Regions from separate parts of the Homo sapiens genome. Here region 2 is linked to region 1. A link is a loop called in an ENCODE intact Hi-C map of the cell type or tissue named here. Cell type or tissue: heart right ventricle. All regions are shown on one strand. Links, peaks and the distances in the headings refer to the core of each region. The heading gives the core; the rest is flanking DNA. Region 1 overlaps LOC101928391 (a long non-coding RNA gene). Region 2 has its middle 37 kb from the start of WDTC1-DT.

The links. Hi-C counts contacts between places; a loop is a spot of excess contacts. Peaks named below come from ENCODE experiments on the same cell type or tissue, not always from the same donor. Only the 100,000 strongest peaks of a DNase experiment are listed, where the experiment ranks them.
Region 2: it touches region 1 in a loop (2.9-fold over the local background); 12 of 110 quality-filtered maps call a loop at or near these places.

The regions. Positions count from the first base shown.
Region 1 is chr1:27,040,605-27,048,931 of GRCh38, reverse strand. It overlaps LOC101928391 (a long non-coding RNA gene), which reads right to left. Exons shown (of 8, transcript XR_007065559.1): 4 at 3,913-4,038; 5 at 3,617-3,714. Among named protein-coding and RNA genes, the nearest start is that of TENT5B, 32 kb to the right of the region's middle. RefSeq lists enhancers at 2,128-2,628, 6,106-6,658. In heart right ventricle, for the core only: CTCF peaks have their summits at 2,641, 2,848 (motif pointing left) and 4,226 (motif pointing left); DNase peaks (open chromatin) are centred at 2,831 and 4,211; H3K4me3 peaks cover 699 bases; H3K27ac peaks cover 3,438 bases.
Region 2 is chr1:27,193,658-27,201,984 of GRCh38, reverse strand. It overlaps the pseudogene CHCHD3P3. Among named protein-coding and RNA genes, the nearest start is that of WDTC1-DT, 37 kb to the left of the region's middle. In heart right ventricle, for the core only: CTCF peaks have their summits at 3,677 and 3,877 (motif pointing left); a DNase peak (open chromatin) is centred at 3,909.

The DNA of each region.
Region 1 (8,327 bases), core at 124-8,123:
CTACCTCAGCCTCCCGAGGAGCTGGGACTACAGGCACCTGCCACCACGCCCGGCTAATTTTTTTGTATATTTAGTAGAGAAGGGGTTTCACCGTGTTAGCCAGGATGGTCTCGATCTCCTGACCTCATGATCCGCCCGCCTCAGCCTCCCAGAGTGCTGGGATTACAGGTGTGAGCCACCGCGCCCAGCTCTTTTATATATTTGAGACAGGACCTCGCTCTGTTGCATAGGCTGGAGTGCAGTGGCACAGTCATGGCTCACTGCAGCGTCAACCTCCCTGGGCTCAGGCAATCTTCCCACCTCAGCCCCTGGAGTAGCTAGGACTACACGTGCATACCACCATGCCTGGCTAATTTTTTTATATTTTGTCAAGATGGGGTTTCACCATGTTGCCCAGACTGGTCTGGAACTCCTGGGCTCAAGCAATCAGCCCACCTTGGCCTCTCAAAGTGCTGGGATTGCAGGCATGAGCCAGTGCACCCAGCCTATGCCGAAATGTAATCCCCAGTGTGGCCATATTGAGAGGTAGGACCTCTAAGAGGTGATTGGATCATGAAGGCTCTGCCCTCATGAATGGATTAATCTCGTGGGTTAATGGATTAATGAGTTAATTGGTGATTATAGGAGTGGGACTGAGGACTTTATAAGAAGAGGAAGGGACACTGAGGGACACCACTCAGCCCCCTCACCATGCGACGTCATGCCCTCCCACAGGAGTCTGCAGAGAGCTCCCACCAGCAAGAAGACTCCCACCAGATGTGGCCCCTCGACCTTGGACTTCCCAGCCTCCAGAACTTTAAAAATACATTCATTTCCTTTAGAAATTACCCAGTTTCAGTATTCTGTTGTAAGCAACAGAAAACAAACTAAGACAGATGTCTGAATCTGTCAGAGCAGAGAAGTCCAGGCCCCAGCACAAGCTGTCATCCTGGAAGCTATCAGACCACATGCTTCCCAGGAAAGGAAGGGAGATGCAAGGTCGTGCAAACTGCAGGAAGCCCGCTGGCCTGTCCGGGCCCTGGGGGTCTGGTGCTGCTTCTCCCCTACCTGCCTTCAAATTTACCCCACCATCCACTTCATTCCCAGCAGATCTCACTGCCTATAGGCCTCAGGTGGCCAGAGACCAGGGACCTTTCTGCTCAGGATCTGCTTCCCAAGGACTCCTACTCTTTTCTCTGATTCTCCTTTTAGGGAATCCCTGAGACGCAGGAGCACTGTGGTGACTTCTTTCCTGCTGCTGTCACAGTCACGGGGCAGAGGGCAGAGACCCTAACCTAGAAGAGGAAGGTTTTCTCCCTGATGCCCCACAATTGTGCACCCAGCATACAGGGAAGAGCCAAGGAGCCAGGGAAACACTGCCCAGCCAGCACCCAGTGGGACAGATGTGTGCCCTGGCCCCGGTGCAGACCTCACTACCATGATGGCCTGCACACCCTGCCTGCCCACCTCCTTCCCCTTGGCCTGCTGCCCCTACCCCAGGGCAGGGTCTCAGCTGAGGAGGGAGCTGTGGTCACCCCAGCACTCCTTGCCTGCTGAGTTGGGATGGGACTGTGCTTGTAGTTATTCCCACTACATTCTGGAGAACTTTCCAGGCCCTTGGGAAGCGCATAGGAGGTGCTTCTTATGCTGCAGTCCTCCATGAATGTGAGTTTATGGGAAGGCCAGGGAAACAGTGAGGCCTGGGGACAGCTCTTCAGCCATCCTCTGGCCTGAGTAAAGCCGAGTATAGCAAAGAGATACAGCCTTCCCCGACGACCAGGACAGACCCAGAGGAGCAGTAGCCACTTTCTCACCTGTAAAATGGGAATGAAGCCGGAAGCGGTGGCTCACACCTGTAATCCCAGCACATTGGGAGGCTGAGGCAGGCGTATCACCTGAGGTCAGGAGTTCGAGACCAGCCTGGCCAGCATGGTGAAACTCCGTCTCTACTAAAAATACAAAAATTAGCTGGGCGTGGTGGTGTGCACCTGTAATTCCAGCTACTCGGGAGGCTGAGGCATGAGAATCACTTGCATCCAGGAGGCAGAGGTTGCAGTGAGCCGAGATCGCACCCCTGCACTCCAGCCTGGGTGACGGAATAAGATTTTGTCTCAAGAAAAAAAAGGGGGGGGAGGAATGAGAGCTTGAAAGGAGAGAAAGAAGTAAAGCTTTTTATTCATCCTCTGCTGAGGTGCCTTTTCCAGGTTTCCAGGGGGGTGTGGATACACCCAAAGGCAGGGCAGGGGTGGGGGGGGGGGCAGCATGGGATGGGGCCCTGAGATGGCAGAATTCATCCTCAAAGGTGAGTGAGGCCTTGCTCCTTCTGGGAGCAGCAAAGCCGGACAAGCAGAGACAAGGGCTGCTTCTTGGACACAAAGAATTCCTGGAGAGCCTCAGGAATACGACTTGGGGCCTGGACACTTTGTCAAATCAAAGATTGATTGAATCAGTGAATGGCTGAATTTATGGCTGGAGATGAGCTCACTTGGAAGCAGCCCTGTGATCATGAGAAAACTTGACCCAAAAGAGGGGGAATGGCCCGGCGCGGTGACTCACGCCTGTGATCCCTGCACTTTGGGAGGCCGAGGCGGGTGAATCACTTGAGCCCAGGGGTTCAAGACCAGCTTGGGCAACATAGCGAGACCACGTCTCAAAAAACTAAACAACAACAACCAAAAAAAAAAAGAAGGAAGGAGGAGGAGAAGAAGGATAAGGAGAAGGAGGAGAAGAAGAAGGTGGGGAGGGGGTGGGGAGAAAGGGTCCCGTGAAATCCTGAAGTCAGGAAACCTGACTCCTGCGGGGCCGCAAGGGTCAAAGAATTCCCCACGTGCGGCTGAGATTTTTGCCTCAGCGCCACCTGCTGGCGGTTACTGACCCTGGCTGCAGCTAGAAGTTACCGCCTGAATGGGGAAGATTTTGCAAAGAGGAGGACCAAGCTCTAAGATGGCCTGCCTGCTCAGCAATGGCTGCTACCTGATTCATCCTGATCCTTCCAGGAGTCGGCCAAGAAAATATATCAAAGCCTGGGAAAAGGCAAGAGATTTCTGGGTGTGTTCCTTTCAGAGGAGTGCCGGGTGTTGGCTGTGACCCTCTAGTGATGATCTGATTCTTTAGGGGTGTGTGCTTGTGTGCTTTTGATTGTCTTTGATTGGCTTTATAGCTCTGTAGGGATAGAGGCAATCTGAGGAAAACAGATCACAAAGCAAATGATTCCTGCTCATAACCGTGCAAAGGAATTTTGTCCAGTAGAGAATATAAATACCCGTAAGTCAAATTCTCAGTTGAACTTATTTTAACATCTTGCTGATTCCATGTCAATTAATAAGTCAAAGAAAATCTTTGACACATGTTCATTTTAATTTGTATGGGAGTCATGATATTGCCTCTTTGAAAGTTATCCTGGAGCAGGTCCTTTGCGCATAAGAAATCTACAAAGTCTCTCACACATTTCCTCCCTTCCCTCCCACAACCGGTTCAGGTGAGACCAACAACTGCATCCTCTGGGTCCCCAGACCCAGCCTCACCCTCCAGACTGCCAGCTCCCAAGGGCAGGGGCCAAGTCTGATCCTTGCTGGAACTGCGGCGCTCTTGTAGATGCTGTTGAATGAGTCTATGGATATATTTAGATATAACTCACCTTATTACTTATTACTTATCCATTACTGGCGATGGAGCACCAATGGGAAAGGCAATGCATGCACGTGGCCGAACGCTTCTGAGCCTCAGTTTCTGCATCTGCAAAATGAGGATAACGGGTTCGGCCTACAGATGGAGAAGTCTTAAGCCAATCCTGCCTGTTTTCCATTTATCTCTTTTGGTTTCTATTCCTACCTCCTATCCCACCCCCAGGATGCTAAGAACAGGAACCAGGTCATTTCCTCTGGCTCCCCACCCTGCAAGGCCCACAGGAAGTGTTCCGTTAAGTCCTCCTACCTGGTTCATGAATGACAAGGGGAGGAGGGGTTGGTTTAAGAAGCCTGGGCGTGGAGGGAGAGGTGCCTGCTCAGCGGGAGACTCGGGCTCCAGTGCTGGAGGGAAAGGGGTACGTACAGGGAACCCCTAGGAGACAAACCGAAGGGAGAGGCTGAAGTGGCTGGACTTTAAGCAAATCTAGTGCCAAGCCCCACTCCATCCAAGCTTGAGGAGCCTACCTGCTTCTCTGGCCCTTTTTCCCCGCAAACAGCTTCCTCTGCTAAGAAGCGCCGCTGAGTCCCTCATAACTGGGATTCAGGCGCCATCTCGTGGCCATTCCTGGAACTGCCAAGGCTGAGGGGAGCCCTGACGTCCCAGGATAGAGGAAACCAGGCCAACACTTCTCCAACTTTCTGGACCTCCATCCTCCTCATCTCCATCTTCTCCTTTCCATTTATTGAGCACTGACTATGCCAGCCTCTGTGCTCAGCCCTTTACAGGCCCTTAGCACATTTATTTCTTGAATAGCCTTAAAAGGAAGTTATATTTAAGGTATGCTTATTATCATTTTACAGCTGGGCGCAGTGGCTCACACCTGTAATCCCAGCACTTTGGGAGACCCAGGCAGGCGGATCACCTGAGGTCAGTAGTTCGAGACCAGCCTGGCCAACATGGTGAAATCCCGTCTCTACTAAAAATACAAAAATTAGCCGAACGTGGTGGTGGATGCCTGTAATCCCGGCTACTCTGGAGGCTGAGGCAGGAGAATCGCTTGAACCAGGCGGCGGAGGTTGCGGTGGGCCAAGATTATGCCAGTGCTCTCCAGCATGGGCGACAGAGCGAGACTACGTCTCAAAAAAAAAATCCAGATGTGGTGGCTCACGCCTGTAATCCCAGAACTTTGGGAGGCTGAGGCAGGAGGATCACCTGTAGTCAGCAATTCAAGACCAGCCTGGTCAACATGGTGAAACCCCGTCTCTACTGAAAATACAAAAAATTAGCCGGTCATGGTGGCGGGTACCTGTAATCCAGCTACTCAGGAGGCTGAGGCAGGAGAATCACTTGAACTTGGGAGGCGGAGATGGCAGTGAGCTAAGATTGCGCCATTGCACTCCAGCCTTGGCAACAAGAGCAAGATGCTGTCTCAAAAAAAAAAAAAATTTTACAGATGAAGAAACTGAGGCACAGAGAGATGAAAGAGTTTTCCCAAAGGCACGCAGCTAGGAATTGGACCAGAATAGCTTTTCTCTGGAAAGGAGAGTGACAGTGACGCAGCTGGTCCTGCCCCTCAACAGTCATTTGGGCCTGGAGCCCTTCAGCTCTAATTCAAATATGGTTTGGGACTGGGCACAGTGGCTCACACCTGTAATCCCAGCACTTTGGGAGACCAAGGTGGGTGGATCACTTGAGGTCGGAGTTCGAGACCAGCCTGGCCAACACAATGAAACCCTGTCTCTACTAAAAATACAAAAATTAGCCGAGCGTGGTGGCGGGCGCCTGCAATCCCAGCTGCTCGGGAAGCTGAGACAGGAGAATCACTTGAACTGAACCTGAGAGGCAGAGGTTGCAGTGAGCTGAGATAGCGCTACTGTACTCTAGCCTGGGCAACAAAGCAAGACTCTGTCTCAAAAATAAATAAATAAATAAATAACGTAAAAATACAAAAAATTAGCCAGGCATGGTGGCAGACCCCTGTAATCCCAGCTCACAAGCGTGAGCCACTGCATCCGGCCAGTCTCCTGTAATTCCATCTCAGTTCCTGTTAATGCCCTTCACAGCCCCTATCACTGTTTATATGGCCTGATTTACTTAAGTGTCTGTCTCCCACCCAAGACTGTGGGCTTCCCGAGAGCAGGGACCTTGTCTGTTTTCTTCACTGCCATGTCCCCAGAGCAAAACATGGATTCCAGAATACAAAATAGGAGCTCAATAAACATCTGTGAGTAACTGATACATAGATTAATTAATGGAAGATTAACCAAAGACTTGTCCCTGCCCTGTGTCTCAAAAAAAGACACTGTCTCAAAAAAAAAAAAGCCAGAGAGGGTGCCGAGTGTGGGGAGATAACACGAGGCAGAGGCCAGGTGGAGGAAGGTCTCTTGCCCACTGGTATGCCCAAATGAGGATGTAACATGTAGTAACAAAGGGACACAATGGGAGGAACGCAGGAGCTGCTCGCCAGGCCACTGTGCGCTTGCATCTCATTACCCAGCCACACCTCCCACTGTGCACTATGAATTCATATTTTCTATAAATCCTCTAATTATCTTGTGAATAATAGCACAATTACATGGCATTGCATTGTGTGTGTGTTTTTAAAAAGTTCGTTTGTTAAACATAAACCTTTAAAATGCATGATGTTTTCCGCAGCCTTTTTATTTTTTAATTTAATAACACTGGAAGCCTTAAAATTGGAAGCAGCAGGGGCTTTTCCTTTTTTTTTTTTTTTTTTTTGAATCGGAGTTTCTCTCTTGTCACCCAGGCTCGGGTGCAACGGCGCAAACTTGGCTCACTGCAACCTCTGCCTCCCAAGGTTCAAGAAATTCTCCTGCCTCTGCTTCTGAGTAGCTGGGATTACAGGTGCCCACCACCACGCCGGGCCAATATTTGTGTTTTTAGTAGAGACGGGATTTCACCCTGTTGGCCAGGCTGGTCTCAAACTCCTGACCTCAGATGATCCACCCGCCTCGGCCTCCCAAAGTGTTGGGATTACAGGCGTGAGCCACCCATGCCCGGCCTGCAACAGGGGCTTTTCTTGACCTTCAAGAGGTTGGTCCTGGGGTAGTCTACACGCACAGTCACACTCACACAGCCACCCACCCTCACACTCACTTGCCCATGGTGCCCAGCCAGAGGGCAGAGACCTGTTCCCCTGCCACCACAGGGTGACCTTGGGCAGGTCACTGCAGCGTCTTCACTACCTGGGCTCCACCTCACTCAGCCCTTTTACACAGAACATGTTTACATGTTTTACAAAAAACATTCCCATCCTCGTGGACCTTCATTACAAAACAGTCAGAGATGTGTGTGTCCATTTTACAGACAGGTAAAATGAGGCTCTGAGAGGTGCCTGCTCAAAGCTGCTGGGGAGAGCACAGGGACTCCAGAGAAGACAAGATGGGGACGGGTGGCCTGGCATGGTGGCTCATGCCTGTAATCCCAGCACTTTAGGAGGCTGAGGCGGGCGATCACTTGAGATCAAGAGTTCGAGACCAGCCTGGCCAACATGGTGAAACCCCATCTCTACTAAAAATACACAAATTAGCCAGGTGTGGTGGTGGGCAACTGTAGTCCCATCTACTCTGGAGGCTGAGGCAAAAGAATTGTTTGAACCCAAGAGGCGGAGGTTGCAGTGAACTGAGGTCACACCACTGCACTCCAGCCTGTGTGACAGAGCAAGACTCCATCTCAAAAAAAAAAAAAAAAAAAAAGATGGGGATGAAGAGATTGAAAGGTTTAAAGGTGACCAGAGGGGCAGGAGAGTGTCAACATGAACGCTTGGGTGGGCTATGACCTTCGATAGACCTATGTTTGAATCCCAGCCCCACCATTCATTTATCTTGGGTAAATTACTGAAGCTCCCTGAGCCCCAGTTTCCAAATCTTTACAGTGGGAATAATGATAGCATCACCCCAAGATCCTCTCGTGCAGGTTCAATGAGGCAGTATGGGTGAAATAGCTGCTGTTATTTTCAGACTTACCAAGCTTGTGACCCTGGAGTGTAGGGTGAGGTGCGGTGGGGAAGAGGCCACTCAGGGTACAGCCTGCCCAGCCACAGGCTGGGGAGACTCCTGCTGTGTTGCTGCCTCTGCCTGCTAGACAGTAGTTATTTTACAATTACTATCGTCCATCCTTTCCCATCACTCCTGCTTTAGAGTTTACAGAGTGCTTTCATTCATTCATCCCTCCATTCACTCATTCAGCTTTTACAGAGTGCCTCTTATGTAAGCCAGGCATGGTGCCGGGCTTCCAGTATATCCTGGTGAACGAGGTAGGTACTGTCCTTGCACCTGGACGACTTACAGACATCCAGTAGTTAATCACACGAATAAATATGTAGTTAGAAATTGGATTGCCGGGCGCAGTGGCTCACACCTGTAATCCCAGCACTTTGGGAGGCCGAAGTGGGCAGATCACAAGGTCAGGAGATCGAGAATATCCTGGCTAACATGGTGAAACCCCATCTCTACTAAAAATACAAAAAATTAGCCAGGCGTGGTGGCAGGTGCCTATAGTCCCAGCTACTCAGGAGGCTAAGACAGGAGAATGGCGTGAACCCGGGAGGCAGAGGTTGCAGTGAGCCGAGATCGCGCCACTGCACTCCAGCCTGGGCGACAGAGGGAGACTCCACCTCGAAAAAAAAAAAAAAAAAAGAAGTGGTTTCCCTGAGAAACTGGGAAGGCCCTTCAGAGTGGACCCAAACTGAGGCAAGGTGG
Region 2 (8,327 bases), core at 141-8,140, 150 kb before region 1:
ACTCAGCTACTCAGGAGGCTGAGGCAGGAGAATCGCTTGAACCTGGGAGGTGGCGGTTGCAGTGAGCTGAGATTGCGCCAATGCACTCCAGCCTGAGTGACAGAGCAGGACTCCGTCTCAAAAAAAAAAAAAAAAAAAAGAGGGGGATTTTTCCTCTCAGAAGTCCCCCCTCTCTCACTAGAGAGAGAGCTGTTTTCCTTTCTCTTTCTTTCTCTTTCTCTTGCCTATTAAACCTCTGCTCCTAAACTCCTCATGTGTGTCCATATCCTAAATTTTCTTGGTGTGAGATGATGAACCCTGGGTACTTACCCAGACAACATAGTTGCTTCATATTGGGGACCTTGTCCAGGATACCAAGGTACATAATTCATTGAAACAGTGAGTAGGGGCCGTGGCCTTGCTCCCGCCGTGCGGGAAAAGAATCCAGGCCCTTCCATGCGCGTGTGGGCGCGGGGGCCCCGAAGTGCTCGTGGTTCCGCGCTAGGTCTCCGCTGGGGCAGGAACCGGAGCCATGGGTGGGACCACCAGCACCCGCCGGGTCACCTTCGAGGCGGACGAGAATGAGAACATTACCGTGGTGAAGGGCATCCGGCTTTCAGAAAATGTGATTGATCGAATGAAGGAATCCTCTCCATCTGGTTCGAAGTCTCAGCGGTATTCTGGTGCTTATGGTGCCTCAGTTTCTGATGAAGAATTGAAAAGAAGAGTAGCTGAGGAGCTGGCATTGGAGCAAGCCAAGAAAGAATCTGAAGATGAGAAACGACTAAAGCAGCCAAAGAGCTGGACCGAGAGAGGGTTGCTGCCAATGAGCAGTTAACCAGAGCCATCCTTCGGGAGAGGATATCTAGCGAGGAGGAACGCGCTAAGGCAAAGCACCTGGCTAGGCAGCTGGAAGAGAAAGACCGAGTGCTAAAGAAGCAGGATGCATTCTACAACGAACAGCTGGCTAGACTGGAGAAGAGGAACTCAGAGTTCTTCAGAGTCACCACTGAACAATATCAGAAAGCTGCTGAAGAGGTGGAAGCAAAGTTCAAGCGGTATGAGTCTCATCCAGTCTGTGCTGATCTGCAGGCCAAAATTCTTCAGTGTTACCGTGAGAACACCCACCAGACCTTCAAATGCTCCACTCTGGCCACCCAGAGTGGCCATGCTTGAGAAGGGAGGATAAAAACTTTCAGAATGAGCAAAACACCATCAACGTTAATTCCAGAGATGGAACATTGTTTTTCCTAGTGAGAAAACAACCCATTTGAAGAGAAGACCACTAATGAGAAGACCACTAAAGAGAGACACCAAGAATGGATTCAGCAGAATCATTTCACATTTTGAACAGCAGCAATTTGAAGGGCCAAAGCCTTGATCAGGGATCAGTCATTAAAGGACACTCTTCAGTATTAGCAAACCCTCTTATGATGATTAAAAGAGAAGGGCAGCCCTCTCCACATTTTGGTACTTTCTACTCAACTTCCACTGACCATAAAATGTTTCTCTTCTGAACAAGCCCCATCATTTGGTGAACCTCCACCCTAACAAAGTAGATGGGGTCGGGGGCTAAATTAATTGGAGTAGGGTGAGGAGAGAGCCACAAAACATAGATCTGGAGGCAGCAGTGCTGGGTGGAGAAAGCCAGAAAACAGATCTGGAGGCAGCAGTGCTGGATGGAATTGTCTAGGCTGTGGCATGTTGGTTTTGTCTCTCTTTCTTTTCTCCTTTGATTATATAAAAGCTATTTCATTGTAACTTATTATGGTGATTATACAGGCAAGAAGACAAAAAGGAGAGAAAATGTACCTCTTCTACTGGAATAATGTTTATGATTACAAGTGAGATAAGGTATTTTTATCAATATGAAGGCAACCTTGGCTGATATAACCTCTATAGTGAATACTCACATCTTTACTTCACTCACTATCAATAATAAATATATTTTCTGACAAAGACTGGCAAAAAAAAAAAAAAAAACAGTGAGTAGAGGAGCAGACTCCAACTCTGTCCTTTCATTTTGGGGCTCTCAGCCTCCAGTTTATTTTATTATATTTTATTTTATTTTACTTTGAGGCAGGATCTTCCTCTCTGACCCAGGCGGGAGTACAGTAGTATAATCTCGGCTCACAGCAACCTCCACCTCCCAGGTTCAAATGATTCTCCTGCCTCAGCCTCCCAAGTAGCTGGGATTACAGGCCTGCACCACCATGCTGAGCTAATTTTGTATTGTTAGTAGAGATGGGGTTTTGTCTTGTTGGCCAGGCTGGTCTTGAACTCCTGACATCAGGTGATCTGCCTGCCTCAGCCTACCAAAATGATGGGATACCAGGTGTCGGCCACACCGTGTCAGGCCTCCATTTTAGAACCAAATCAAATCACTAACAGGCATCCTTCAGCCATTTAAGAATGCGATTAGCATGGCGTGTTCTTAAAGACTTAGATGTGAGGCTTGCTGAGGAGAACACGGAGAATCCCCCAGTACCCACAGATTGCTGGGCATATTAGCCATGTTTGAACCAGCTTCCTTTCACAGAGGACTTAGCTGTCATGTGGGGCTGGAAGAGGTCCTGGAAGTAACTGAGGATTTCTGGCTGAGGCTACCCCCTGGTGTTATCCAAAGGCTTCTGGACTGACCCCAGCCTCCAACCACCCGATGGGGTGTCAGCAACAGGATCTCCAACTTTTCTGTCGTAATCTCCTCCTTTTCTGTCCATGACTGCCATGTCTCCTATCCTTTCTGTCTATGCAGACAGCACCTCCTCAAGCCTGCATATAAAATCCAGTGCATCCGCCACTGGCCAGCCTTTTCCTCTCAGAAGTCCCCTCTCTTTCACTAGAGAAGAGAGCTGTTTTCCTTTCTCTTTCTCTTACCTATTAAACTTCTGCTCCTAAACAAACAGACAAACAAAAACAAACAAACAAAAAAACCCAGGCACGGTGGCTCACACCTGTAATCCCAGCATTCTGGGAGGCGAGGCGGGCGAGCCATTTGAGGTCAGGAGTTCGAGACCAGCCTGGCCAACATGGTGAAACCCCATCTCTACTAAAAATACAAAAAAATTAGCTGAGCATGGTGGTGCATGCCTATAATCTCAGCCCTATTCGGGAGGCTGAGGCAGGAGAATCACTTGAGTCTAGGAGGCAGAGGTTGCAGTGAACCAAGATCATGCCACTGCACTCTAGCCTGGGTGACAGAGTGAGACTCCATCTCAAACAAAAAAAGAAAAATATAAAAATGAGGCCAGGCGCGGTGGCTCACGCCTGTAATCCCAGCACTTTGGGAAACCGAGGTGGGCACATCACCTGAGGTCAGGAGTTCGAGACCAGCGTGGCCAATATGGTGAAACCCCCGTCTCTATTAATAATACAAAAATTAGCTGGGCGTGGTGACATGCGCCCATAGTCCCAACTACTCGGGAGGCTGAGGCAGAAAAATCGCTTGAACCCAGGAGGCGGAGGTTGCAGTGAGCTGAGATCACGTCATTGTACTCCAGTCTGGGCAACAAGAGCAAAACTCCGTCTCAAAAAAAAGGAAAAAGAAAAAGAAAACCAGATCTAGACTAGTCCTACATTCTATGGTCAGGAAGACTGAGACCCAGAAATACATCAGTGACTTGAGTAAGATCACACCATGCAATGGGTGGGAATCTGTAGATGTGATTTGGTGAGCATTACAGGTTAAGTGCACCACACTTAGAAACAGACAGACCTGGGTCTCTGGTACTGGCTTAACCACAAAACTCTACAACTTGGATAACTTCTCTGGACCTCATATCTCTTCTGTAAAAGGAGGCGTTTACTTTGTATTTCTCTGCTGTAAAATCTCTTCTAATCCTTCACGTCCAGAGGTTCTAATTCGGTACTTTGTGTGCCCTCCTCTCACAGTGCCACCTTGTGGCTCACTATGAACCCTGCATCTTCTCTTCCTAAATTAAAATCTTTGTCATAGAGGATAGAAACCCTTGTAATAGCGGACCATTCCCTTACTGTGAGTGATCTGGCTAACAGATCCCACTCCGATCTACTTTCCATGTGTAAGATGTGGGCATCACTTCAGTGCTGACACAGCTAGAAGATGTCGCAGGGCTTTTCCTGACCACCTGTCACACTCTACATTCACAGAACCAGGACTTTGTGACAGTGCTTTGGGTGGAGCTGTATCTTAATTTTCATTTTAAAAGTCTCCTCCTGGCTGGGTGCGGTGGCTCACGCCTGTAATCCCAGCACTTCGGGAGGCCGAGGCGGGAGGATCACCTGAGGTCAGGAGTTCAAGACCAGCCTGGCCAACATGGTGAAACCCCGTCTCTACTAAAAATACAAAAATTAGCTGGGCGTGGTGGCAGGCACCTGTAATCCCAGCTACTTGGGAGGCTAAGGCAGGAAAATTGCTTGAACCTGGGAGGCGGAGGTTGCAGTGAGCTGAGATTGCACCACTGCATCCCAGCCTGGGCGACAAGAGTGAAACTCCGTCTCAAAAATAAAATAAAAGAAAATAAAAGTCTCCTCCTGCCCTGTGTCTGGTCTGTGGCATGACACTCACCTCCTTTGCCAGGCCCCAAGTTTGATTTATTTTTTCTCTTTCTCTGGACACAGCTCAGCTTATGACCAAGAGAGGAAACGGCAGGAGGAAGGCCATGAGCCTGTTAACATCAAGCTGGGGGAAGTGCCAGAAAGATTCCCAAGGTCCCTAACCTCAACAGCTCTGTGACCTTGGACAAGTTATTTAATTTTTCTTTCTTTCTTTCTTTCTTTCTTTTTTTTTTTTTTTTGAGATGGAGTCTCGCTCTGTCACCAGGCTGGAGTGCAGTGGCATGATCTCGGCTCACTGCAACCTCCACCTTCCGGGTTCAAGCAATTCTCCTGCCTCAGCCTCCCAAGTAGCTGGGACTACAGGCGCATGCCGCCACGCCCAGCTAATTTTTTGTATTTTATTAGAGACGGGGTTTCACCGTGTTGCCCACGCTGTTCTCCAACTCCTGAACTCAGGCAATCCGCCCGCCTCGGCCTCCCAAAGTGCTAGGATTACAAGCGTGAGCCACCACACCCGGCAAGTTATTTAATTTTTCTAAGCCTTAGGTTGCATCGTGGAGATAAAATTACTTGTCTCCCAGGTAGTTCTGAGAATTAGAAATACAGCTATGTGGGCCAGGTGTGGTGGCTCAAGCCTGTAATCCCAGAACTTTGGGAGGCTGAGGCAGGCGGATCACGAGGTCAGAAGTTCGAGACCAGCCTGGCTAATAGGGTGAAACCCCGTTTCTACTAAAAATACAAAAATTAGCCAGGCGTGGTGGTGTGTGCCTGTAGTCCCAGCTACTTGGGAGGCTGAGGCAGAAGAATCACTTGAACCTGGGAGGTGGAGGTTGCAGTGAGCCAAGATCACGCCACTGCACTCCAGCCTGGGTGACAGAGTGAGACTCCGTCTCAAAAAAAAAAAAAAGAAAAGAAAAAGAAAAAGAAATACAGCTATGCGTTACTTAACAACAAGGATACATTCTGAGAAATGCGTTATTAGGCGATTTCATCATGTAAACATCATAGAGTGTACTTACACAAACCTAGGTAGTATGGCCTCCTACACACCTAGGCTATATGGCACAGCCTATTGCTTCTAGGCTACAAACCTATACACCATGTTAGCGTACTGAACACCGTAGGCAATTGTAACATGATGGTAAGTATTTGTGTATCTAAACATACCCAATCATAAAAAAGGTACAATAAAAACATGGTGTTCCAATCTTATGGAACTACTGCTGTATATGTGGTCTGTAGTTGAGTAAAACATCATTATGCAGTACCTGACTGTAATATATGTAAAGTAATTAGTGCATAGTAGGTGATAAATAAATGGTAGTTGGTTATAATCACATACACCTTCTATTTACTCACCACTAATCTCTGAACTCTAGGGGATGCGGAAGAGCTAGAGAAGAGAACCTAGCTGGCTTCCACACTGGTTGCAGAGAGCAGGTCACTGGAGGCAGGATATAATGAAATGCAAATGGCAGGTCACAGCCTGTGAGTGCTGCAGGAGCACAGTGCCAGCAGAGAATAATCATTCTCACGTCTCCATAACACATCGCAGTGTTTACATTGTCCTTTAACATCTTTCTTTCTTTTTTTTTTTTTTTTTGAGATGGAGTTTCGCTCTTGTCGCCCAGGCTACAGTGCAATGGCACAGTCTCGGCTCACTGCAACCTCTGCCTCCCAGGTTCAAGCAATTCTCCTGCCTCAGCCTCCTGAGTAGCTGAAATTACAGGCATGTGCCACCACGCCCTACTAATTTTTGTGTTTTTAGTAGAGATAGGGTTTCGCCATGTTGGCCAGGCTGGTCTCGACCTCCTGACCGCAGATGATCCGTTCGCCTTGGCCTCCCAAAGTGATGGGATTCTAGGCATGAGCCACTGCGCCCGGCCAATTGTCCTTTAACATTTATAATTTTACTTATAACAACTGTGAGGTAGATATTAACGTTATCATCTCCATTTTACAATGACATGCCCAAGGTTGTATCACTAAGAAGTGGCAGAGGTGGCTTGAGCTTGGGGCATCCTCACTCAGAGGCTGCCTTCTTTTTACTCCCCAGAGAGTTTTCTAGATAACAAGTCTAGAAAGATAGGTCTTGAAGGGTGAGAGGCATCGGAGAAGCAGAGAAGGCTATTTAAGCAGTGACACTATCAAGAAACGGAAAAGGGTGGAAATTGGACCAGTGACCACCAGCAGTCCTCCAGGTAGGGAGAATGCCCTGATTCTATACCCTAAGATACACTAAGGACCTCTAGCCCAGCCTGGTTGGACAGAAGTCAGGGAGGCTTTCCTGGAGAAAGCAACATCCGAGCTGAGGCCTGAATGATGAGCAGGAGTTGGCCTGAGCTCCCAGGCAAAATAACTATCAGGAGCACATTTGGGGAACTGGAAATAGTTCAAAGAGGCAGGAGCAGAGTATGGCTAAGAATGAGGCTGTGGTCAGATGGGGCAGGGCTTTGTAACCCACATTAAGATCTTGGACTTTATCTCAGGCCACTAAGGACTCAATGCTTTGTTTACCGAGAAAATTTGAGCTTTACACCAATCACTGATTGCAATATGGAGACTGACTGGCAGGGGCCAAACTGGAGGCAGGAGGCTGGTGAGAAAGTTGGTGCAGTAACCCAGTGAAAATAGGAGGGTTGCCTGGTAGGGGGGGTGTAGCAAATATTGGGAGATATGAGCAGATTTAGGAGATAATTAAGAGGCAGAATGGAGGCCAGGCACGGTGGCTCATGCCTGTAACCCCAGCACTTTGGGAGGCAGAGGTGGGAGGACTACTTGAGCCTAGGAGTTCGAGACCAGCCTGGGCAACAGAGTGAGACCCTGTCCCAAAAACTTTTAAAAAGAGGCAGAGTGGACTGGAGTTGGTGATTAATTGAACACTGGAAGTAATGGGGAGTCGGGGAGCAGAGGTGGGAAGAAAGAAGGAGGAGGTGAGGGTATCTTCCAGTTCCTGGCTGGAGCAGCTGGTTGGGTGGCTGTATCAATCCCTGGGCTGGGGAAGATGAGGGAGAAGTCCCTGAAGAGAGGACAAAGGAGCAAGGCTTTGAGGGGTAAGACGAATTTAGCAGCTGATGGAAGCGGGAGTGTCAAATGCTCTTAGTGAAAGCAAGCTGAATTTTCCCTTTGTATTCATTCAACACATATTTGTGACTGGGGGTGGGAGCTCACACCTGTAATCCCAGCACTTTGGGAAGCTGAGGTGGGTGGATCACTTGAGGCCATGAGTTCAAGATCAGCCTGGCCAACATGGTGAAACCTCTGCCCCTACTTAAAATACAAAAATTAGTGAGGCATGGTGGCAAAAGCATGTAATCCCAGCTACTCAGGAGGCTAAAGCAGGAGAATCGCTTGAACCTGGGAGGTGGAGGTTGCAGTGAGCCGAGATCGTGCCACTGCACTGCAACCTGGGTAACAGAGCAATACTCTGTCTCAAAAACAAAAAACAAAAAACAAACAAACAAAAAAACCCACATATTTGTTAGGGGCCTACTATATGTCAGGCACCATCCCAGGCACTGAGAATACAGCAGTGAACAAAACAGACCAGGTCCTGTCCTCCTGGAGTTTACATTCTAGTGGGTGGAGACAGACAATAAGCAAAGAAATGTCTATAAATATGTCAAGGCGTGGTAGGTGCTATGAAGACAAATTAGACTGATTATGAGGCTACACATGGAGGTTGTCATTTGGATAGGGTGATCAGAGAAGGCTTCTCTGATTTTTAGGCAGAGACCTGAATGAAGTGAGGAGGGACACATGCAGATATGGCGACGCACCCTTCTGGGCAAAAAGAAGGGCATGGCTTTGAG